3 separate regions of the Homo sapiens genome follow, and all the other regions are linked to region 3. Evidence: chromatin contacts called from ENCODE Hi-C data. All regions are on one chromosome and are shown on one strand. The core of a region is the stretch at or near the end of the contact, and the rest is flanking DNA. Distances in the headings are between cores, read along the strand shown. Region 1 overlaps LINC01934 (long intergenic non-protein coding RNA 1934). Region 2 holds the start of LINC01934 (long intergenic non-protein coding RNA 1934). Region 3 overlaps CERKL (CERK like autophagy regulator).

The links. A loop is a pair of places that touch in the nucleus more often than their neighbours do. Pooled maps may share reads with other maps.
Region 1: a loop to region 3 is called in a map with no recorded cell type, with 7 times the contacts of the local background. The contact joins two enhancer-like sites. A Hi-C loop is called at or near these places in 5 of 37 single-sample maps with no recorded cell type and 4 of 50 pooled maps.
Region 2: a loop to region 3 is called in a map with no recorded cell type, with 8 times the contacts of the local background. The contact joins the promoter of LINC01934 here to the enhancer-like site in region 3. A Hi-C loop is called at or near these places in 4 of 37 single-sample maps with no recorded cell type and 3 of 50 pooled maps.

Annotation. Positions count from the first base shown.
Region 1 is chr2:181,163,985-181,166,684 of GRCh38, reverse strand. The region is part of intron 1 of LINC01934 (long intergenic non-protein coding RNA 1934); the gene reads right to left. Among named protein-coding and RNA genes, the nearest start is that of LINC01934, 41 kb to the right of the region's middle. Within about 2 kb of position 1,269, at least 4 of the 41 ENCODE cell types and tissues checked have a DNase peak (open chromatin) inside an H3K27ac peak, as active enhancers do.
Region 2 is chr2:181,122,583-181,125,282 of GRCh38, reverse strand. LINC01934 (long intergenic non-protein coding RNA 1934) reads right to left here and starts at 1,446. Exons shown (of 5, transcript NR_130784.1): 1 at 1,303-1,446. RefSeq lists an enhancer at 1,080-1,179.
Region 3 is chr2:181,585,338-181,588,083 of GRCh38, reverse strand. All of the region lies in intron 2 of CERKL (CERK like autophagy regulator), which reads left to right. Among named protein-coding and RNA genes, the nearest start is that of CERKL, 70 kb to the left of the region's middle. Within about 2 kb of position 1,288, at least 2 of the 41 ENCODE cell types and tissues checked have a DNase peak (open chromatin) inside an H3K27ac peak, as active enhancers do.

The sequences.
Region 1 (2,700 bases), core at 20-2,519, 420 kb after region 3:
CACTCCTTGCCAGCCTGTGAAAGAAGCGGAGCTAGAGGGGGAGTTGTACCCTGTACAGCCACAGGGACAGAGCTGAATAAGTCCTTGGGTGCCTACCTCTTGCATCAGTGTGACCTGGATATGAGACATGGAGTCAAAGAATATCATTTTGGAACTTTAAGTTGTAATGACTGCCCTGTTGGATTTCGGACTTGCATGGGGCCTGTAGCTCCTTTGTTTTGGCCAATTTCTCCAATTTGGAATGAGTATATTCACCCAAAGTGTGTACACCCATTGTATCAGGGAAGTAACTAACTTGCTTTTGATTCTACAGGCTCATAGGCAGAAGGGACTAGCCTTGTCTCAGATGAGACTTTGGACTGTGGACTTTTGAGTTAATGCTGAAATGTGTTAAGACTTTAGGGGACTGTCGAGAAGACACAGTTGTGTTTTGAAATGTGAGGATGTGAGATTTGGGAGGGGCCAGAGGCAAAATCATATGGTTTGGCTTTGTCCCCACCCAAATCTCATCTTGAATTGTAGCTCCCATAATTCCTATATGTCATGGGAGAGACCCAGTGGGAGGTAATTGGATCATAGAGGTGGGTCTTTCCCATGCTGTTCTCATGATAGTGAATAAGTCTCATGAGATCTGATGGCTTTATAAAGGAGAGTTCCCTACATACTCTCTCTTGCCTGCTGCCATGTGAGACATGAATTTGCTCCTCCTTTGCATTCCACCATGATTGTGAGGCCTCCCCAGTCACGTGGAGCTGTGAATCAATTAAACATCTTTCTGTTATAAATTACCCAGTCTTGGTTATGTCTTTATTAGTAGTGTGAGAACATACTAATACATGTGGGGAGTTGGAGGTGGAACGGGGTAAAGAAAGTGAGACAACTCTTCCTCTTCTTCCTCCTCCTTCTCCTCTCCTCTCCCTCCTCCACCACCACATTCTACTTTCTTTTCTTCACAGTTCAAAGGACTTCTGTCCTCAGCAGTTGGGGAAAGCCAAGATACATCTTCTATAGACTATTCTCTACAATTAGCCACAGGCAGTTTGCTACTAACTGTCCCTAAAGACAGATATCTGGCGGTCTCCACTGTAAACTAAATACATTCATGTTTTTAACACAACACAAAATCATGGATATGATCTTAGTAGTTAGGAAACCCCCCTTAAGTTTGTATTAGGACACGTACGTACCCAATACTGAACCATAAACATAAGACCAACTCAGCATCAAGCTTGCCCAGACCGAAGCTGCCTAAGAAAGGGATGACAGACCTAGGGCTGAGAAATGAAACTAACTTCATCACGGTTCCAGAGGATGTGGGTAGAAATCAAAATTAGACCCTCTAAAAAGGGTATGAAGAGGTGAACTCATGCTTGGCCCATTTTAACATCCAAAAACTTTGGGATCCAAAGTAGTAGGCAGCAACAGGAGCTGCTGGCAGTGGCCATCCTGTAGATAGCCAGGTGGTAGCATCCTTTTGAAATATTTTCTTCCTTTATTAAATGATTTTACTCCCACATTCTACAAATATATGTATCTTCAATTCTACATTCCCTATATTTGGGAATTGGAACATAGGTATCTGAGGGTACAATAATAGTTTCTAATTATTTTTCCTCCTGAGAAATTCTTGGTATCTTCCTCTTTTTGCTTTCCCTATGCCCAAACCCTCTCAATTCTTAAACACTCTTCACCAATCTAAGGTTATTTTGACAGACTTGCATGCTGTAACAAGATGTTTCCTCCTCTTGTCAAACCCATGTGTTTTTCATCCTGAGCAATGGCATTTTAAAAAATTATGTTCTTCAACATTATTTGTAAGGTCAGTGTTTCACTTCCCTATTCTTCTTTCTATGCCAGAATTCACAAATGCAGAAAGAGTTTTGTTGTTGTTTTTTAAATTCCACCTGTAAATCCAACCTTTTCAGTTTCTACCTTAGAATTAAAATTTATAAGAAATACATTCTAAATCATTTTCTCAGTGGTATCATTTCTTCTCAGTATATTCACAAAAGCATGAAGAAGTTGATGGGTTGTAAGAATCTTGGTACACCTCGTGACTTACCATGGAAACTATCCAGAACAGGTGGTCTCCAAATATCACCAGGATTTTTTCTCCAGAGCTGACATCAAAAATCACTATTATTCCATAGAATGTGAAAACCTTCTGTTTCATTAAAAGACCACAGTTTATATTTTGTGAGAAGAACCTTATCAAACTCCACAAGCACAGTTTCTTCAAATTTTTCTCTGTGGCATAATATCTACCTTCACTTGCCAAGATTTTAACTCTAATTTGTTTTCATCTGTCTCCTCAAGGTAGTTTATAATTTATTTATAAGGTATTTATAGTTTATTTTGTTTCTGTGTTATGTATGCTAGCATTTTGTCTAGGAGCTCTTCATTCTTCTAAATAAACTGAAGCCAAACCAGACGTTCCTCAAGAGGTTTCTTAAAGTTTTGTTGTGTTTTCCTCTACCATGTAGTAGTAATATTTTTTGCACACCTTTAGTGTATTTGAAAGCACTCTATATTTTTAAGCCTACCTTCTCTCTCAAAAGACTATATATTCTCCCTAGAATACACTATTTATTTTCAAATACACCCATCCACTATCACCACCACTGCACCTAATACATTCATGACATCAACTAGTGATCCAACAAGTGTTTGTTGAATTATAAAATGGAAAAAAAACATTCT
Region 2 (2,700 bases), core at 197-2,696, 460 kb after region 3:
AGAGTGAAATATCTGTATATAAAAGCTACACAAATGCAAATATTCTTGTTAGTTTATCACATCTGTCAAACCCAGAAAGCTCTGTATATTAGACCCATCAGTGGGAAACCAGACAGTTTCACAGTGAAAAAAAATCTCCATCTGAGAAAAATAAAATAAAATTCTGGTATAATCTCTGGTCCAGTTACCTCTGGAGAAATAGTTGACAGGACTAGAACTGGGGACTACAAATTGGCAGTGGCCACACACAGCTATAGGACAGAATAAGTTGCTAAGAGGCCTAACATGTATCATCATGAGATAGAATTTTCTAGGTTGGAAGGAAATGGTCTTTTTAATATGCCAAAATGTTGACTTTCAACTATAATCATAATAAAGCAATTTATATCAATAAAAATACATAAAATGGGTAAAAATAAAAGCTAAAGGAACTTGTTTTAGTTATTATTGTCCAATCTTTTCTTAAAACCTCTGGTTTCATCTTCTTCCACTGACATCTTACATTCTGTGAAGGAGGAAGTAGGGGGGATGGAAACGGCTTTAAAGAAGCACAAAAGGCCTGAAGGTCAATAGGGAGGCAAATACTCAAAGAATGAGAACCGCAGATATCTAATAAAGTCTATGTTGCCTTTTCATGCAAAAGGCATAAGGAATGCTTAATCATCTAATATTTACAATGTAGGAAAAAGCTATTTCACGTTGAAATTTGTAGCATTTTTGGGTGATTATGAAACCCTCATTTAAAATAGCCATGTATCCTCTATTTAGCAAACCAAGACTACAAGAAATCTTAGACATGATATTAATACCCCAAAGTTTAAAACTCCAGATGTGAAGAAAAGCCAGAGAATGCCTGCTGTGTAATAAGGCCTATATCTCTTTGGAATCATGGATTTAATTAAGTTTCAATTTGCATCTTGGGCAAAAAGATAGACTGTTAGAATGAAACAAAAAGAAAGAGGGAAAAAGCCTTCTAAAAAACAAAGTGTCAATAAAATTTTAGTTATATTCTCTAGCCATCATTTGGCTTTTAAAATTCTGATAACATTCCCTCAAAAAACAAAGCATTTCCTTTTGTCTAGACAACATAACCTGCTTCTGTCTCAGATAGGCCACTTGGGAACCCAGGATCTGACTCATTTCCCTCACACCATATATGATTCCATATAAAACAGGGCTATATGTCCCTTCCACAGCCCAAATAGGGATCCCCAAAAGGCGGTGCTTCCTATCATTCTTGGGCCAATGTTTTCACCAAGTTCTGTTTGAAAATGTATTTGTTCCTGTTTTCTTTGCACTTACCTTGTGAGGTCTCATCTCCATGACATCTGACAGTGGCTTTGGGTGTTGCCTAAAGAGAAAGCAGCAAGCAACAGTTACAGAGGTGGTTTCCTGTGGAGCAGGCAACTTAACACAGCTAAGTTCAGGTCATTCTCTGAATACTAAAACTGAGAAGTCAACGATAGTGTAATATCAGATAGCTAAATGTTTTCACTATACCCACACATGTAGTAAAGAATTTAGGCTGCTGAATTTTCTTTAACTACAGGGTTCTGCTTTTCAAAAAAAATGTTTTCAACTTACAAAGACTTTTATAACAGACTGCCTTTTTGAGAAAGGAAAGCCTTCTTTCTTTATATTATCCAGGAACCATTATACGCATCCCATAGAATGTATTGCTGATACTTCTTAGAAGTATCTTCAGAAAAGGGTCTTATCTTATATTTATTATCTTATATTTATTTATATATTTATTATATTATATTATATGTTATATATAAATATATTATATATTTATATAATTATATATTATATATTTATATATAAATAAATATATTATATTATATATTATATAAATATTTATATTTATATATAATGTATATAATATTATTATATATTATATATATTTATTATATATATAATTAATATATAATAAAATTATATATTATATATATTTATTATATATATAATTAATATATAATAAAATTATATATTATATATAAATATATTATATATTTATATAATTATAAATTATATATTATATATAAATAAATATATTATATTATATATTATATATAAATAAATATTTGTATTTATTTATATATAATATATAAAATATTTATATATTATAAATAAATATAAGATATAAAATACCAGTAAAATGTGTTCCTAGGAGTTGAATATATGCATGCATATGGCATTTGCTTGTTTGTTCATTGATTCATTTATTCATTCAATGAATTTACTGAACATATATTGAGTTTCTCTTTTTTGTGCCCTGAGGATATAACCACAAATAAGACATAATCTCTGTCCTCAATAAGTTCATAAAATCTTATGATTTTATGGGAAATCACAAGATGGGAAAAGAAAACTGGACAAATAATTATGAATATTATGTGAGAATTACAACAATAGGAATTTATATAGAATACATTGGGCCTCAAGTGGGGAAACGGGCATTCTAATTAGCGTAAAAGAGCTGATCAAAGGAGTTGATTCTTGAACTGTGGTAAAGAATATTGTGTGGTCATTTTTCATGCAAGGAAGTGCATTCCCAGCTGGGAGTCTAGCATATTCAAAGATCCAGAGGCACAAAACAATATAGCACTTTCTGGTAACTGTAGCTAGTTCTATATTGATAGAGTGTAGAGGACTCTAAAAAGGAATAAGACTGAGATATTAGCAAAATGATTTTTA
Region 3 (2,746 bases), core at 39-2,538:
ATATGTAAATTGGCTCAATTTAGCCATTTCACAATGTATATATATTTCAAAACAACATGATGTACATGATAAATATACAGTTTATTTTTAATTAAAAATTTTAAACTCTCTAATTGGTCTTCAACATATAGTACACAAGTCTTTTCACGACTCTTTATAATGGAACATATGTTCTTGGAATGCTAAAAATTATTTTTTTTGGAGGCCCTGCAAATAACTAAAAATTTATCTTAAAAGCCACACCTAATTACTTACATATGATCCAGAAAGGATACTTTGAAAAAGCTTTTTAATTGATAAAATCATTAAGGTAAAACATATTCATAAAAGTGTTCTCTAATAATTTTATAATTTTCTAGTTCATGAAGGATTAAATATACAACTATCATTTGAATTGGATTTTTTATGAGGTTAATTGTATTTAAATGCTAATTATTTTAACTAATTTTGTGGTTGACTTCTATGTAGAGTAGGGAAAAAGAATTTCCTAAAGCCAGTTACGTATATCTCTTTTTAGTCTGGATTTTTAATTAGGAAAAGTGATATAGTTAAATAGGTCTACTCTATAGCATCTTCTAAAATGAGTAAAAATTCATTATATCAGGATAAAAAATGATAAAGATATATGGATGACACATTTGGCTGAATTTTTCTTCTTCGCTGTTCTCTTGCTCTCTATTTAAATAGTCTTAGCTCTTTTATCATTTAAATTCTGAAGTATTGAGGTGATTATTCCGGCAGCAGGTGATTCTGCTAATTACTGTTCAGTCAGTTTTAGCTATTAGAAACAGAGATATGTTTACATTGCTGGGCTGCATGTAAATTTAGAAGTTACATGGCTTTGTTTTTACTTTGACTTACGGCATTAAAATTATTTTCATCTGTGTATGTAAAGATCTGCATCTATAAGCTTTTGTGGATAATAAGGTGAAATTGATGCATTTTAATATAAATTGCCAATATAAAATATCTCTAACTCAGACCTCTACTGGAAAGTTGTCAAATCTTATGTAGGAAAGGCTTTTACCATCACTGTTACACATTAACTGGGCATAGTTTAATATTAATAGCTCCTGAGACTTGTGGTTAACTGAGGTTTCTATTTCCTGTGTTTGGGTTTTATCTTTGCAACAACTTGGTTGCTTTTCTGTGTAAAATAGTGGTGAATATACACAAGAGTATGACAAGGTTCTGGGCTCTTAACTTTGATGAACACCATGCCATTTCCATCATGCTGCACTCAAAACAGCACAGATGTGAGTCTGGGAGTGGCGTCCCTGCCGCTCTCATGAGCCTTTGTTTGGAGAACACCCTGATTAACCCCCACCCTTCACGGTTCATTGACTCACTGATAGATCAAGTTTAAACTAGTATATATTAGCACATTTGTTACCAACAGAGGAACAGTTGGCCATTCTGTTTTACATTGCTGGTTCATTGCAAACTGGCGTGCTAAAAAGGTCTGTACTCTAGAGTATGAATTGGGAAGTTACCAAAGGACTGAGAACCAAGTCAGTTGCATATTAATGTTGAATTATACCTATATTTTAATCTTGGATTGTCTACTTGGGGGATGCTTACACTGTTGTCAAGTTATGAATAAGTGATAATTACCACTTTGAAATTCATCTTTTTTTTTCAAGGAGTTTAGGGGATTTAGGTGTCTCAATATAGCTTTCATATTAAACAGTTTGTCATAATTGGATGAGAGCAGAGCAAGGTCATGACTACCTGATGCCTTGTGTTGGAGCATTTTAAAAATGTTTTCCAGAGAGTTATTTGTACCTAATGACTTTACATAAGTCCTTACATTATACTTTATTTCTAGGTCACCTAAAAATGTTAATTGTTTAGTCAAGAGGGTTAGGATGTGTGTCTGTTTTCTCATGAAAAAAATTAAGCTGTTCCCTTTTTATCAATTTTCTTGCAATCTAAAGGCTTTTTTTTCTTACCTTCCTAACCTAGTGACTAAGGTCATCTTATTGTTACAGTTCCTTTCATGGGAGATAGGTTTACTGCATCATTTGGCAGTTTCATAGGGTGAATTTTGTCTTGGCTTCATCTTTCCTTACTGGTTGTCATCCCCTGGGCCACCTGCTTTTTTGCATTTTCCTTTCTCTTGTGAGATGATGAAGCTCTGTGCCCCGATGGGGATGAGAGACAGCACTCTGAGTTCAAGTCTAGGATAAGGCAATGGGCTTGCTTTTCAAAACAAACTAGTGTCATACGGGCTGCTGCTTTCAGGTCCACTGTCTGATTTTATCACTGATGACTTGTTTCTGGAAGGCAAACTGATTTAAGTTCTGAGCAAAAGGGTCGGTGTTTATTTTCAATGCTACTATTAATTTAGAGTTTTAATTTAGAAAAGATTTTTTACCAGTTCTCAAATATGATTTTTCTATTGACTTTAAGTTTGTAGATATAAGGAGTAGACATGAGATAGAGACTGAATTGCTTTTTTGTTTTTAAAACTTGGCAGTAATAAGGGGTTGCTTGTTTTTTCATGCTAAATATTTTTTCTAAGGGATCTAGATACCTATCAGAAAACTTAACTTTGATAACTCTGGTTCTTTATTAAGTATTTTTGTCTTATTTTAGGAATTAATAGAAATAGTTGTAATTTTAGACTTCCTTTATAAAATACCAATTTAAAGAGAAGCTTTTTGCTTAAATGATTGTTTTGCAGTGTTGTGCTTTTGTTTTCTTTAATGCAGTTGAAATCGCAGCTTTATAACTTATTTTTTAA